Linked DNA regions of Mus musculus: region 2 is linked to region 1. Evidence: chromatin loops called from intact Hi-C (ENCODE). Cell type or tissue: left cerebral cortex. All regions are shown on one strand.

The links. Peaks named below come from ENCODE experiments on the same cell type or tissue, not always from the same donor. Only the 100,000 strongest peaks of a DNase experiment are listed, where the experiment ranks them.
Region 2: a loop joins it to region 1, with 5 times the contacts of the local background. A loop is called at or near these places in 16 of 42 quality-filtered maps.

The regions. Positions count from the first base shown.
Region 1 is chr6:124,927,806-124,935,805 of GRCm38, forward strand. Mlf2 (myeloid leukemia factor 2) reads left to right here and starts at 3,583. Exons shown (of 9, transcript NM_001170341.1): 1 at 3,583-3,781; 2 at 4,294-4,371; 3 at 4,606-4,732; 4 at 4,972-5,007; 5 at 6,149-6,202; 6 at 6,486-6,614; 7 at 6,781-6,940; 8 at 7,428-7,640; 9 at 7,818-8,000. The coding sequence starts at 4,322. The coding sequence ends at 7,615. In left cerebral cortex, CTCF peaks have their summits at 1,726, 3,087 (motif pointing left) and 4,291; DNase peaks (open chromatin) are centred at 3,131, 3,531, 4,289, 4,746 and 2 more places; H3K4me3 peaks cover 2,370 bases; H3K27ac peaks cover 2,753 bases.
Region 2 is chr6:124,856,644-124,864,643 of GRCm38, forward strand. P3h3 (prolyl 3-hydroxylase 3) reads right to left here and starts at 1,074. Exons shown (of 15, transcript NM_013534.5): 1 at 553-1,074. The coding sequence starts at 1,044. Gpr162 (G protein-coupled receptor 162) reads right to left here and starts at 7,340. Exons shown (of 5, transcript NM_013533.4): 1 at 7,028-7,340; 2 at 4,176-5,479; 3 at 3,380-3,569; 4 at 2,849-3,006; 5 at 1,801-2,577. The coding sequence starts at 5,042. The coding sequence ends at 2,026. It overlaps Gm32404 (a long non-coding RNA gene), which reads left to right and starts at 1,164. Exons shown (of 3, transcript XR_378023.2): 1 at 1,164-1,277; 2 at 1,364-2,593; 3 at 2,775-4,127. In left cerebral cortex, CTCF peaks have their summits at 502 (motif pointing left), 3,275 (motif pointing right) and 7,087; DNase peaks (open chromatin) are centred at 485, 1,106, 3,011, 3,297 and 9 more places; H3K4me3 peaks cover 5,519 bases; H3K27ac peaks cover 6,511 bases.

The DNA.
Region 1 (8,000 bases):
CTTATCTACCATATGCAAGGTCCTGGTTACACACACACACACATACACACACACACACACACACACACAATACACACACACACATACACACACACATACACACACACATACACACACACACACAATACACACACATACACACACACACACACACACACACATACACACACACACACACACACACAGAGGCATGCAAAGATAAAATGGAATGGTATGAGATTCTTAAGGTTTTCTGTTTGCTATCTTTTCTGACATCATCTCACATAGAGACTTGCTATGTATCTCTGGGATTACAGATTTATATCTAACAACATGGCAACATCCTTACAGTCTGAGAGAAGGAAGAGAAAGGACTTAAAGAAAGGAGACAGGACAGCAAATAACAGACAGAAAAAGAAACCTGGAGATATAGCTTGCCACGGCGGCACCCAACTAGAATCCTTGTAGCCAGGAAGCTAAGGCAGAGTTACCATTAGTTCAAGTGGTCCAGCCTGGGCTATATAGCAAAAACCTATGTCAAAACAAACGCAACACACAGGCAAGGAGACTAAAAGACCACACCTCAAGGTGGCAGGGGCTGTCTTAGCCTTGTCTGTCTGTTTAATACACTAGACCCAGCACAGAGCACGTGCTCATTAAACAGCTGTTGAGTGGCCAAGCAATGTAGAACTTGCTTTGATGGCCAGGTAGGGAGCATATACCTTTAGTCCCAGAGCTACATAGTGAGAGTGTGGGAGACTTGCTTTCAAAAGAGACAAGAAAAAAGAACATTTGTGTAGGATATCTTTAAGTGTAGGTGGCAGAATGCTCATTGAAGTAACATTCTTTTGTTTTGTTTGTTTTTTCAAGACGAGTTTTCTTTTCTTTTTTAAATATTATTTGTTTCTGTTTATACAAATACACTGTAACTGTCTTCAGACACACCAGAAGAGTGCATTAGATCCCATTACAGATGGTTGTGAGCCACCATGTGGTTGCTGGGATTAGAACTCAGGACCTCTGGAAGAGCAGTCAGTGCTCTTAACTGCTGAGCCATCTCCCCAGCCTGCTACATCCACTCCAGTAGTGACAAGCGCGACAGGCCCCAAAAACCTGGGTGCTGTCCCGAGGCGAAAAGTTCATGGAAACTTAGTCTCCTGGAACCTTGGCATCCTGTATAACGAATGCTCCAATGTCCTTGCTTTAGTTGGTGAACAGATCTGTGTGCTTTCCCTTAATATTCCTTTATTACAAGTGCTCCTAAGGATTGATATTTTGACATATAGCTAAGTTAGATTCTAGGCAGTTATTGATCCGACCTTGGGCATGGATAGCTAAGTCACTGCCTTACACAGGAATTTACCATTATCTAGGAAGAAGTAAGTTTGTGATCCAAGGAGGAACCAGAGTAGATACTTAGAACTATAGATAGCTGAGTTACACCCATACACAAGTATTTACAATGGCCTAGGGGGAAGGTGGACTATATTATAGACTAGAGAAGGATGTAGCCTTGGCTGTCCCAGCTCTCCGGAGCTTGATTGCTCTTCTCCTCCCCCTTGCTCCCCTCCCATACCAGGCTGACCTCAAACACCGAGATCCACCTGCCTCTGCCTCCTGAATGCTGGGATTAAAGGTCACCACTGGCCAAAGTAACCCTTTTATATAACCAGATTTATTTTTATTTTCTATGTATTTTTGCCTATAGGTGTGTACAATGTGTACACAATCCCTCTAGAGGCCCAAAGAGGGCATTGGATAGCCTGGAACTGGGGTTTTACCGATTGATGATTGAGAGTCACAAAGTGGGTCCTGGAACAAGGTCCTCTGCAAGGTAGCAAGCTCCTTTTTCAGATTTATTTTCCGTGTAGATGTGTGCCAGTATGCCAGGTGTGTACACACCCTTGATTTCTGCAGTGCATGTTAGAGCTGCTGGAGCTGCAACTCTGCAGCCATCCTGGGTTGCTCTGGAATAGCAGCAAGCTTTATTTATTTATTTTTTAAATTTTATGCTTTTGGGTTTTTTGTTTGTTTGTTTTTAATTTTATGCTTTTGTTTTTCTTCTAGATAAGCTATGTAGCCCAAGTCAGCTTCTAACTCACAGAGATCATCCTTTTTCTGCCTCCCTCCCAGTGCCCCACCAACCAGCAGGCATGTTTAGCCACTGAGCTGGCTCTGCAGCTCTGAGGTACTCTGGATGGAATGTCAAAGTGCTTTTCTTTAGAGCAAGAAGAAAGGACAATTGTCGGGTGGGATACCAAGAGGCATTTAAAGAAGGTCTTATATATCAAATATCAATGAAAAACACATTTTCTCCTTTTTTTTTTTTTTTTTGGCTTCACTTTGCCAATCTGTCAGCTTACGTTAACTATATCACTGTTTCTTCTCTTAGCACTATTTTTTTCCCACTAGCAATGATCAAATCGAAAGAAGCTGAGAGTCTCTGCTCCCAATCTTTTCCTGAGTAACCACTGACCCTTTTCCCTCAGGGAGTTGGTTAGAATAAACCTTTCTCTTCAGATCAGGTTCCACACGGTACCAATGTGGCTGACAGCCAGAGTAAAGAACTTGGGACAGTTTTGAGTTTGGATCTCTGTGGGTCAAAGTCTACCCAATACAGTTCAAATCCTCTGACCCAAAGGGGAGGGCTCTTCTCTCCAGCTCAGCCAGATTTTGTGCAAGACAATTAGTATGTCAAAATACCAGTCTCTGGCTTTGGAGTCAGCCCTCTTGGGCTTACTTTTTAGCTCCACCCCTGGGTGATTCTGCTTAATTTAGCTCTCCACCCCTTTATTCTTCTAAACTTTAGTCCCTTGACCTATCTACCTGCTCAGAACAAAGAAAGTTTTAAAGACCTACGACCTAAAGGAACTGGACTATAGCTTAGTGGTAGGGCATGTGCTTGGTATGCCCAAGGTCCTGAGTTGGGTCCTGAGCACTAAAACCAAAACCAAAAAACGACAACAAAAAGCAAACAGACTTCAGAACTAACGCCTTTGCCCAGGCCAACCCTTCACAGACAGGTCCTGGAGTGGTCCAGAAGCCTAAGCCAACACCGAGTCCTAAGGAGCTAAGGATCCAGCCCGGCCCAGGATCGCCCTCTGGCGGCCAAACTCCCAACCTGGATTCCCTTCCCTGGTTGGCCTTTTCCAAGGCTTAACTAGACCTGAGCTAAATTGTCACCTCCTTCTCTGCGTCACTCGGAGGACACCGCCCGCCCGAGCGTCTCTCCAGAGGGACAGGCCCACGCGCTCCCCTGGTTAAGCGCCCCTCCTGCAGTGTGTTTAAAGGTCCCCGCAGGGATCCGCCCCACCGATCGCCCCCAGACAGCCCGCCTCTCCCCCCCCCCCCCCGCAAAAAAGGTGCGGCACACCCTGCCCCCACGTTGCGCTCAGCCGGTCCCTCCCGATTCCGCTCCGCCCCCCCCCACCTTTGCAGGAGCCTCTTCCTGTCCCCAGATCCCCGAGCCAGCTTAATGACACCTCCCACCCGCCCCAGAGGACCCGCCCTCCGGGGCTCCACGGCGCGCGCGCCGCCCTCCCTCCCAAGCAGGTGGGCGGAGCTCCCGCAGCCCGCCCCCGGGGCCGTCCGTCGTGACGTCACTTCCGTTCGGGCCTGACCGAAGATCGGCTTCTCGGGCCGAGGGCGGGGGTACGGAGGTGGCAGGCGAAGGCAGGAGGCGGTGCGGGAGGCGAGAAGCTGCCGCGCGGACCAATCCTTGCGTCCCGGGCCGCGACCCTGCTCCTGCAGCGCCCCGAGGAGAGGCCGGCCGGATGGGCCGCTGAGCCGGAGTCGGGGACCGGTGAGGCCAGGGCGCCGCGGCCCGCACGGCTGCAGGGATGCGATCCCGGGAGTGGACCTTCCTCTCCGGCTCGCCCGGCGGGAGGCACGGGCTGGGGCAGTGGCGGCCCGGATCGGTGGGCAGTGAGGCCTGCCCGGGGAGGCCTGGTAGCGCCCAGTGCCAGCAGAAGGCGGAGTAGTTGGGGGTCATTAATGGGGTGGCGGGCCGCCGTTCGAGATTCTCATCGAGTCTGGCGTCGGAGGAGGAGCTGACCGTGGCTCGGGGAAGAGAGGATGGCGGGCGGGGGTGGAGGGGCACCACTAAGAGGCTTGGGAAAAATTCCATGACCGGCTTGGAGAGCTGCTGGCTCTCAGGTCTCATAGGTTATATGGCTCACCTGGCGAAGGATCTTCCCTGGAGTTTGGAGGGGTCAGTGATAGTGTATGCAAGAGGCAGCCTTAAGAGTAGCAACACTGAGCTGGTGTGCATAAGCCTGGCCGCCTGCAGGAAACACAGCCTCCGTATCTTCACAGTGTGGAGCCCCCTGGAGCTGAGATCACGATGTTCCGCTTCATGAGGGACGTGGAGCCTGAGGATCCCATGTTCCTGATGTGAGAATTCCCTCCCCCTCGCGCCCTCAGCCCATTCGGATTCAGGTCTGAGCAGTTCAGGCAGACCTTTGAGTTGGTTCCCTTGGCTGGAACCAGTTAGAATTAGCTGGATACTCAGCTGCCGCTCTCAGAGGGAAGCCGGCATCCGTGCCACTGTGTACCCTGACTTCATTTCGGGGAGGTGAAGAAGGCTGGGGGTTAATCTGCCTTCTATAGTGTATGCTCACTCCGCAGGGACCCCTTCGCAATTCACCGTCAGCACATGAGCCGCATGTTGTCAGGCGGCTTTGGATATAGCCCCTTCCTGAGCATCACAGATGGTAACATGCCAGCAACCAGGCCTGCCAGCCGCAGGATGCAGGTAACAGTTGGAACATATCGAGACCTGGGGTGATTAGTTAAGTATGCTGCAGTTCTTGCCCTACAACCAGCTTTAAAGGGACATGACCTGCGTGGGAGGCAGACGAGTGGGGTCAGGAGTCTGGGAAAGGGGCTGTGTGACTCCTGTGGAAAGAAGGAAGGGGGGAACGGAGGCACTGACCTCCTTTGGTACATACAGTTGGTAGGGTGTAGTTCTAACTTCAGTTTCTCGTCTTGTAGGCTGGGGCTGTCTCTCCCTTCGGGATGTTGGGAATGGTGAGTCCCTGTCTTCTCTTCCTGTATCTCTTGCACAAGTGCATACACTCACGTGCGCGCGCGCACACACACACACACACACACACACACACACACACACACACCCCTTAAATGTTATTTCCAAATGCACCACTCTGGTGGTCTTAAAAATCTTCTCTTTGGATAGTTGACATGGTTCAGAGCCCATTGACTATAAGTTAAGGAGCTAGGGCTGCAGAAATGGCTCCCGAGTTAAGAGCACCTGGCTGTTCTTCCAGACAACCAGGGTTTGATTCCCAGCACCCACATGGCAGCTCACAACTGTCTGTATTTGTAGTCTTAGGGCATCTGATGCCATCTTCTGTTCTCCACCGTCATTGCATGAATGTAGAGAGCAGACGTACATGCAGACAAAACACTCATACACAGAAAGATAATAACTAGAACACTCAAATGCTACTGACACTCAGAAGTTCTTAATCACTGGGGAAAGTAAAAATGTACAGCGGTTCTTTTGAGGAGGGAAAGTTTGGGGTTCTTTTACAGCTCTAAATATTCAGAGGGGTTTTTTGGTTTTTTTTTGTTTTTTTTTTTTTTTGTTTTTTTTTTTTTTTTTTTTTTTGAGACCAAGTTTCTCTATAACAGTCCTGGCTGTCCTGGAACTCACTCTGTAAACCAGGCTGCCCTCAAACTCAGCTCTGTTTACCTCTGCCTCTCAGTGCTGGGTTAAAGGCAAGCCCTGTCAATCAACATTTAGCGTGATCAGAGGTTTTAATTCATTGCCTTTGGGTCACTTCCTTAAAGATCGGGATGAGCTGGGTGTGGTGGCGAACGCCTTTAATCCCAGCACTCTGGAGGCAGAGGCAGGCGGATTTCTGAGTTCCGAGGCCAGCCTGGTCTACAGAGTGAGTTCCTGGACAGCCAGGGCTACACAGAGAAACCCTGTCTCAAAAAAAACCAAATTTAAAAAAAAAAAAAAAAGATTGGGACGGCAGGCAGGAGAAGCATTAGGGCGGTCACAGAGCCGGAGAAGGTAGCCAGCAGTTCATGGGGAGGAACTTGAGTGGTCAGGCTAGATGTAAGAAGGAAAAGGGGTCTGTCCTCAGGTGAGTGGCTGGCCCCAAACCGCTGACTAGTCTTCTGGACTCTCATCTTTCCCCAGTCCGGCGGTTTCATGGACATGTTTGGGATGATGAACGACATGATCGGGAACATGGTATGACTTGCCCCATAGTCTTCCCCTGCCTTGATCTCCGTAGCAGCCAACATGGTTGGGGGTGTGGGGTGAGCTAGTGACTAAGTTGAGTCAGAGCACCAGGGGTCCTGTGTTTGTTCTTAGACCCATGAGTGATTACGTATGCTAGTGTTGGGCCTGAGGAATCGGGGCGGTTGTGATGCGAGTTTCCCATCCTCACGTATTTTGAGGAAGATGTAGCAAGAGCCAGCAGCTGAAGGGAGCTCCCTTCTGCAGAGTAGGCCCTCATTCAGTCCCTCCTCAGGAGCACATGGCTGCAGGGGGCAACTGCCAGACCTTCTCCTCCTCCACTGTTATCTCCTACTCCAACACTGGGGACGGCGCGCCCAAGGTTTACCAGGAGACGTCGGAGATGCGCTCTGCCCCAGGCGGGGTGAGTAAGGAACCCCTCTATCTCAGAGGAGGTAGGATGGATCGGCATCCACAGGAACCAGGGTCATCTGTTTTCAGGACTGGGTCGTGGGTGGCTGGTTCGTCCCGGGGAGATGTAGCCAGGGCTTTGTGGGGAGAAGTGAATGAGCCTATTCACCTCGTCCCAGATCCGGGAGACACGGAGGACTGTCCGGGACTCAGACAGTGGTCTAGAGCAGATGTCCATTGGGCATCACATTCGGGATAGGGCTCACATCCTCCAGCGCTCCCGAAACCACCGCACAGGGGACCAGGAAGAGCGGCAGGACTACATCAACCTGGATGAAAGTGAGTGAGCCTGTCTTCTTCTGGGCAGCAGTCCCTGAGCTAGTTGCTGTAGACTGGAGCATAGCTTTCTCTACCATCCCACAGGTATCTCAGGCAGAGCTGTGGGTGAGCCCTGTGCTTAGGCTCTGTTGCCAGCTTCAGGGCTGAGTCAGGTGTTGCCAGGGAGGGGGCAGAGCTTGACTGACGTCAGGTGCTGATGGTTGTAGTTTCCTCTATCGGGATTGGTGGCTTTTCTTTTCCACCCTTTACTTTGTCTTTCTCAAATGAGTGCTTTATTAGCTTTCGTGATGTATAACTCCAGTAATTGTGCCTCCCCATGGTGTGTAACCCCAGTAGTTGTGCCTCAGGCTTGCCAGTGGCATCCAGGAACTGTGTTGAAGCTAAGATGGCTCCCAACCCCCATTCTCCCATGCATGATCTCAACCTTTGCCCTGGTTTCTGATCTCAGAATACTGTGGCTTCCATGGCTGCTCTCTGTCCTCTTTAGGTGAGGCAGCAGCATTTGATGATGAATGGAGAAGGGAGACATCCCGATACAGACAGCAGCGTCCTCTGGAATTTCGACGGCATGAGGCATCTGTGGGTGGGGGGCGAAGGGCTGAGGGGCCTCCCCGCCTGGCGATCCAGGGACCTGAGGACTCCCCCTCCCGACAGTCCCGTCGTTATGACTGGTGAAGGCCCCAGGCTCTCAGCTTCTCATGTAAGTGCCTGAGAGGGAATAGTGGGAATGTGACAGACCAGAGGAGGCTGGCTGGCAGATCAATGTAGTTAAGCTGTCGTGGGACAGGAGACTTGCTCCTTCTGAGTGGCTGGAAGATGCTCCTGACCCCAGACTTCTGTGTCCTTTCTCTGACAGGCTCATCTTTCCTTCCTCCAGGTGCAGGCTGAGCGGCTGAGTAACCATCCTTGAAATGACTGTCCTTTCCAACCTCTATCCCAATTTAATATTAAATTAACAGGCAAGCTGGCCCCGCCTCTCCCTGGGTCTCAGGGAGAGCCTTCTACTGCCCCCCTTACCTACGTTTCCATCTTCACCCCTCACTGCGTGTCCCACCCATCC
Region 2 (8,000 bases), 71 kb before region 1:
TTCCGAAGCTCGATTCTTCCCCAAGAGAAAGCTCCTACTCAAACGCCCACTCCTGAACGAACACATGCACTCTCTCTGCCTGTCTCTCTCTCTCTGTCTCTGTCTGTCTGTCTGTCTCTCTCTCTGTCTCTCTCTGTCTGTCTCTGTCTGTCTGTCTGTCTGTCTCTCTCTCTCTCTGTGTGTGTGTGTGTGTGTGTGTGTGTGTGTATGGTTTGGGGCACCTCTCCATCTGCTCTTCGTATCTGAAAGGTTGCATTCATTAGCCTAGACCCGCTAAAATAAAACTGCGGAGCCCTCCCAACATATTCGGTCTACTCCCACTCCTCTTCATTCCAATTTGACACGTTCTCCACGCTCTCTCTTGACCCTCCCTCTGCGGCCATCGCAAGTCCTGGCCACGTTTCAATGGTACCCACACAAGAGTAGAACTCCGTTATCCGCCCTCCAAGGCTCCACCCCCGAGTCCGGGCGGCGAGCATCCCGCCCTCTCCTGGTCAGCTCCCAGTAAGACAGTCAGTAGGCTTGGGGTAGCACCCTGGCCGGCCCCCGCACCTGGTAGTAGGCCCTCTGCAGGTAGTTGTAAGGCTCCCGCCGGCGGAAGGCATCCCGCAGCGCGCTCCCCACGCGGAGCCGCGCCGCGCCCCCCGGGCCCAGCCTCCGCACCGCGCACTGGGTCAGGCACTCGGCGCGGCGGAGCGTGGCGCGCAGGAGCAGCGGTTCCCAGACCCCGGGCCCGGAGACAGGATGTGGGGCTCCGAGGAGCTGGGAGGGGAGCGCGGCGCCCGGCTCGGCCGCGCAGCTCGCCCCGCACTCCTGGCGCGCGCGGCCCAGCGCCGCCCGGCTCCGCAGCGCCTCTCGCAGCAGCGCCACTGCGGGCGCCCAAGCCCCGGCCGAGTAGGCTCGCAGCCCGTCCGCGTAGAGCAAGTCGGGGGCCTGGGGAGGCGACCCCGGTGACAACTGAGCCAGGCCCGGGGGCTCGGGAGGCTCGGGGGACCCCGGGGGAGGCAGCAGCAGCAAAAGCAACAACCGCAGGAGCCGGAGCATGGTGCCAGAGTCGCGGGCCCACCGCCGAAGGGAAATGCGGAGACGGGAGGGAGGGAGGGAGAGGAAGGAGGGGGGGTAGGGGGAGGAGAAGGAAGGAGAGATGGAGAAGAGGAGGGAGAGGAAGAGAGAGGGAATGAGTGATGCCAAAGAAACCTGCTGGATTTAGGCCTGCCCCTGGGAAAACCGAAGTGAGACGGAGTGAGAAATCCGAGGGACACATGGGTCTAGTGTGGGTAAGAAAGGGAAATGGAGAAAGAAGGGTGAAATAGGGCTCCTGGCCTGTGACGTGGGGGTAACTTCGTTTCCGTCCATCCTTGAGTCCTGGAAAAGGATTGTGGACGCCCCTCACACGTTCATCTACCCACGCTCCTGCCAACCCACCATGTGAAGATGGATTTTCGAAACGCTGCCTGGAAGAGGGTGACTCCGTGTTTGGGACACCAATTCTGGCACCAAAACTTTTCTACTCAGAAACTGAGCGCCCAGACGCATTTAGGGGAGATGGGAATTGAGTACTTTTTACTAATTTAAGCAAAGATCCTTCCCATTCAAACTAACACACTCTAGTGTCCCTTGCTCCACCCCAGGATCTTACGCTCCTACGCCCATTTCTCCTATGTCTGTCTGCGTCGTATTGGGCCGTCTCTTTCTATACCTCTTCCCCCTGCCCTTTATCCGGTTTGTCCTCTAGCCACTTTCCCTCGCCCAAGCCACTGACCATTTGCCCCCCCTCCCCGCAAACGCTGAACATCAAGGTTTCCACGGCAACTCAGCCTTTTAATACATTTTGCTAGGGGTGAAGACGGGTGCGTTGGGTATCTGGTCACTTGGATGGGAGAGAGCTGGGGCTCTAGAGCCCGGATGTAGGCCCCCCCCCCCCCATCTCCCTGGAGGCAGCTGCCATAGACTCAGGGCCAGGATGAGGCATACTCACTCGCTCGTGCCTCCCCCCCCCCTCCAGTGAAGCAGGCCTATGCGGCCTCACAGGGTCAACTGGGGGAAGATGGGGTTACCTGGCCCCCAGGGTCTTCCCCAAGCCCTTGAACTCCCTTCGCTCCCGGTCAGGGAACAGCGTCTTCCTGCACTTAACCCCAAAGGAAGTCCAACGGCTCGGCTATCCGGAGACCCAAGGGAGAGCCGTCGAGGTGAAAAACCCAGTGGTCTAGGCCTACGAGGAGAGGGTCCTGGTGACGCAGTTGGAGAAGGCAGAGGTGTCTCATCGATGAAGGTGGTGATCTCCTCCCGGAAAAAACCGGGACCTCGTGGGGGTCCCCCACCCGACCCCAGAACCCCACTTTCTAGAAACTGTCGAAGGCTGGCCAAGCCCCCGCCTTCAGCCTCTTCCTCATCCTCCTCATCCTCCAGCCTGTGTCTCTGTCCCAGGTATTCTGGAGGGCCTCCGAGGGCTCGGCTCTGGGCTGGGAGGATCCGGATATCATCCGATGAGGACCACTTGTGCAGGAAGGAGCCTGGTGCCCGAGGAGTAGAAAAGATGTTGGTCTCATCGTGGGATAATCGTCGGGACAAAGGGACCTGGGAAGAGGAGCAGGTGAGACCTGGAGATGCTGCAGAGACAAAGGTAAAGGTGACAGGAACCAAGGTGGGGACTCTGCAAGATGGCTTCATACTCTTCCTTTTCTCCAACGTGTTTACTCTAGTAGGCAAACCTGGTTCTGAGAGATCTGAGGGAAACTTTCTTCCTCTTGTCTCTCCTTTACCTGACCCCCTAGGGTACCCTGCAGTCCAAAGCCAAAGAGCAGTGGTGCAGGAGACCAGAATGGAGGTGAGTCCTTCTGTCCCATACCTGTAAGTAGTGTACTCTCTCCAGCGGTGGGAAGAGCATGTGCCGCCCAGGCAGCAGCTTCACCTGGGTGGGGTCCCGACTCCCTGACCCTGTGGCCCCGTTAGCATCAAAGCGAATTTTGCACACTCGGCCATCTGTGTAGTCGTCACAGGTGCCATCTAGGAGCGAGAAGGAGCCCAGTGGGTACAGGCAGAGAAGACCTACCCTCTAGAGCCCCATGCCCTTCATAAAGTCCAGGAGGACTCTTTGACTCCCATCAGTCTGTAAGCCCCAATCCCTGTTTGGCATGGACCAAGCTGGCCGGCCGGTGTAGGCTTCCAGAGAGGAGCAGATGCCTAGTGAAAGGCTCATCAAAGGAAACAGGGCTTGGATGGACAAGTCATCAGGCTAGACGGAGCCTGGAGTTGGCTCCAGCTTAGTCCAGCAGGGGGCACCCCAGGGCAGCACGTCTCCTCAAGGAGAAGGGCAGTAGAAAGGACAGAAAATAGAGGTAGCTATCCAGGAAAGAAAAGGCCCCGTCCCTCCTCTGACCGTCATCACCGTCATCCTCGGACATGATCGCCACACACTGCTCCCACACTGTGCGCACATCTGCACGGTAGCGCTCACAGGACCAGATGAAGGAGGGCAGGAGCAGTGTCTGTGCCATGGAGCACCACAGCACTGCCAACACCATCCATGGCGGAGCTGAGTCTGACTTCAAGGAGAAGAAGCTCACCACCTGACGGGGAATAGGCAATGGCTGGTCAGGCTTGAGAGTCCAGGCCCCACCTAAGCCTGATACCCACCTTTAAAGCAAGGGATTAGGAAGGGAGGCGGGTGAGCCTCTGGAAGGGGTTGAATGATGAAAGGGGAGAAGTGCTATAAACAAATCCCTGACGTTGGGCGCTTGAGCGGAGTGGGAGAGATGGGGGTGGGAGGAGAGTGAGACTCCAAGAAAGTCAAAGACAGAGGAACCCAGGAGTCGGGCCTGGATAGTGTGGTCGGGTGAGCCTGGGGTTTCTACTCATTTCCACTCAGGAGTGCTCAGAGAATGATCTCCAGGGAGAAGCAGGGAATAGATAAAGGCTCAGGGCAGCTAGCCGTGTGACAGGTTGAAGAGTGACAGGGCCTGTGGAGCTGAAGAATAGAAGTGGAAGCAAGGAATGGTCAAAGGAGCTGGGGGATTGAGTAGTGGCGGGTGAGGACTGAGACAGGGAACCCCAAATGTCAGGAGACAGACAGACGAGAGGACGGTAGATGCCGGGCTGGAGATGGAGCTTTTGCGTGGCTGGTAGAACTGGAAGGCCCTGTATATTAAAAAAAGGCTGAAGGACCTCAATCTCACCAAAATGGGCACCCCCGTGAGTGAGTCATAGAGAAAGACGATGGCGCTGACCAAGTTGGTGACCTGCAAGGATGTCTTGGCAGATTCAGAGCCATCCAGCGAGGACCGCCGCTTCCCTCGAGTATCCTCCACCACAATGGCTGGCACCTCAAAAGCTGGCCGGGTACCCAACCCCCCCAGCCCCCCTGCTTTGGTGCCCACACTGCCCCCCGCTCTCCGGGCCTGCCGAGCCCTCCGGGGCCGGGCCCACAGTGTCTGATAGAATGTGATAGCCACACAGACCAACCCCATGACAATGCCCCCAAGAAGCAGGAGGCTGAAGCAGACACCAAAACCGAGGCCGATCTTGGAGACTATGAACTGGCAGCCTCGGGCATAGTAGCGCTCCCCGTTGTTGTGCCAGCCGATGGAGGGCAGCGTGGAGAGGATGAAGCTGACCATCCAGATGCCCATGACGGCATGCAGCGCCTGCTTCTTGGCGTTGCTGAGGCGGTAGTTAACGGGCCATCGCACCATCCACATGCGATGGTAGGAGAGCGAGGCGACCGTGAAGCAGGTGGCCAGGGCCAGCGTGTAGTAGGTGGACACAAAGACCTTGCAGATGCTCTCGTTCCAGTCATAGTCAGAGGAAGCCTGGCGCCGGAGCTGCACCACAGCAAAGGTGGTAAGGGGCACAGCCGCCATGAGTATATGAGTACCGGCCAGGAAGCAGAGCAGTAACTCCAGTGGCTTGTGTTTCTGCTGTTTGGCTGAGATGCTAAGGATGATCCAAGCGTTGGCCAGCAGGGCCAGGAGCCCACAGGCCAGCCAGGACAATGCGTTTGAGCGTAGGGAGGCCTCTTCTGCCCCCAACCCTCCCCGAGCCATTCTATCCTCGGCCCCACCCCCACCCCCTTGAATTCCTGGGGGCGGGGGCTAGGTCTCACCCTGGAGCCCCGCTCACACACACCCCCATGATGCCCACAGTCCTTGCCTGGTAGCCAGGCAAGCTGACCCCAAGTCTTGCTTACTTCTCAGCATTGCATGAGTGACCCAGCTAAGGCCAGGTGGGCAGGGCAGGGGAGAAGGCAGGGAATTAATAGAGGCGGTAGTCCTCAGCCTCCATATTGGGTGGGGCTTTTTCTCAGTTATCCCTGTAATTGATGGGGGAGGCAAGCAGGCTGCTTCCCCATCTATGAAGCTGGCTGGGCAGCTCTGATTCTCATGCTGGGACTTCCCGGTCTCTTTCTCCAGCGAGGCTTGACCAGTGGGGGGTGGGGTGGGTGTCTTGGTGCACAGGGGTGGAGCTCAGTCACCTGGACAAGCTGTGAGGGAGGATGAGATGAGGAGCAAGCATTAGGCCTGTGCTGTGCTTGGCTCACTTGTACCCCCTTTCCCTTGAAACTATGGAAATGACTGATGCTGAGGGTCGCTGGGGTCATTCAGAGCATTCCCTTGCCTTAAGTCAGATGCCCCCTTACCCACAGGCATAAGACCTCATCTACTTGCAGACTACATGGAAGGGTCTCCATTCCTTTTAGCCTTTTCTCCCTGCTTTGGAATTCCAAGTTTTGTGCTTATAATAGCCCATGCTCAGAACTACCCAGCCCTGTCTCCATGTCCCTAGGTCTCTCTTCAGTTGCTAATGGGAGACAGACAGTGTGATGTGTTCCTCCTTGGGGACTCACATTAAAGCAGGAGCCCTTCTCCTGCATGCCATTCTCCTGGACTTTGTGGTCTTTGTGCTCAGCCTACTTATCTAAGCCTGGGTTTTCACCCCTTCAGCTACCTAAGGAAAATGGGAGGAAGGAGACTGAGACTGGGGTGGGGGTTGGGGGGTTGTAGCTAGGGAACCTGAAGGCGGGGAAGCCACTGACATCAGAAGCATCCAGAAATGGAAAGAGGGGGAACTAGGGAGAAGGAGGAGAGTTTGAGCTGGAGAGAAAGAGGGGGGAAACTGGTAGTATCTGGAAATAGACGGGAAGGTCCAGAAGCCCCCCCCCCACCCGAGGCGGAGATATTGGAGGGAGGTGGGTGGGAAGGAGGAGGATGGAGGAGGAGCCTGGGAACAGTGATGGGGGGGGGGGTAGACCTTAAATAGGCTGGCTGACCTCACTAGGAGACTTTGGGTCTCCTCCCCTGGTCCAGAGCCTCAGTTTCCCTCTGATGGGAGAGAGCAGGAGGGTTCTGGTCTTAGTGATACGGTTCAGGGAGAGCTGGGGAAGGCACTAGGAAACCAAGTGAAACACTGAACAGACTAGAGGCTATAAGACCGGTGTGATGGTTTTGGGGCAGACGGGGAAAGTGGGGCACAGCTGTGCCACCGTTCATTTCCTGCGAAGAGCCTTAGACCCTAGCTCTCCCCCAGAGGTCCCAGTCCACCCCCATCTTTGTCTCTTCCCCCCTAGCCCAGTACATCCTAGTTGCCATGGCAATGGACAGCCAGGAGGAGGTGTAGGGAATAGGTCCGGATGCCCCCCACTGCCCTCCCTTACAGCCTTTGGACCCCTTCCCACTCACCCTCATCCCACCCCCAGACCCAGTTGGTGGTTCCGAAAGAAAGAGAGGGAGAGTCAGAAAGGGAGGGAAGAAGAAAGACGTGAAGGACAGAGAGAAGGGGGTGAAGGACAGAGAGCAAAGGGAATGGGAGGAGGAAGATTGGGGGCTTTCTGGCCGACAGGGGTCCCTCGCCCTTCGCCTGGATGGGATAAGGTCAGGCGGCTCCTCCCTCCAGTCACCTAGGGTGTTCTCTAGGGCAGAAACAGCAGGTGGCTGGGGAGGAGGGCCGGGAGGAGGGGCGCGGAGGCAGCTCGCGGGGTGGGGTGGGGTGGGGGAGTGGAGACACGCGGGGGACCGGGCAGGGGTCCACTTACCTCTGGCTGCGTCCTGCTCTGCCGAGGAGACGCACTCCCGACGAGGCTCGCCCGGGCTCCCGCCGCCTGCCGGCTCCAGCTCGCCAGCCCTCCTCCTTCCTTCACTCCCTCCCTCCGGGCCTCCCTCCCCCCAGCCTGGCCTCTCGGGCTCAGCCCGCGGCGCGCTAGTTTGCGGCCCCTCGAGGCCCCTGTCTCCCAGGGTCATCAGCCTGCGAGCCCGGGGTTAGGGAGCCGCTGACCAGTCTTGGGGTCGGGGGTGGCGAGGGTGGGGCGGGGAAACTGGACGGCGGTGACTTAGAGGAGGAGGGGCAAGGAAGGCGCGGGGAGGGAGGGGGCGAGGAGGACGGCGGGGAGCGGGCTTCATTGGTGAAGCGGTTGGTGTCCTGCCCCCACCCCATCCCGGATTTTCAACACGAATGAGCCCGAAGAGGCAGCTGGTGTTGTTAGGGACCGAGGAGTTAGCTGTTCAGGGAGGAGGAAGCGTGTGTCACCGTGTGTCACTGTGTGCATCCTTATGAGGGCTGTTCTTGGGTAGAGCTCAGAGGAGCCCCGCATGAAGGCCTGCTAGAAGCTAAGGGGGCTTGCGATGCCAGCTGAGATCGCTTGTAAAGTTGGAAGTGCTTGCTTGGATCAAGAAAAGAAGTGGGCTTTTTGTGCACCTGCATACACCTCTTTCTCTTCCTGGAATGCAAGCAGACACTGAGGATAGGGACACGCACAATTGCCACACACGGTTTCTCATAGTCTCTTTCTTCTCCCATACATCACCGTGTAGTCTCTCTGTGAATTACAGAGTCACACACAATGCTTTTAGGATGTGCAGGTGGGCAATCAGCCTCCAGGGAATTTTCCCTTCTCTGGGCAACTTCATCTTCTCCCTGGGTCAGGTCTGGTAACTAAAGCCCCAAAGATTCCTGGGTCCCCCAGAGAAGTGTAGTCTCTGTCTCTCTCCATCTCTGTCTCTCTGTCTCTC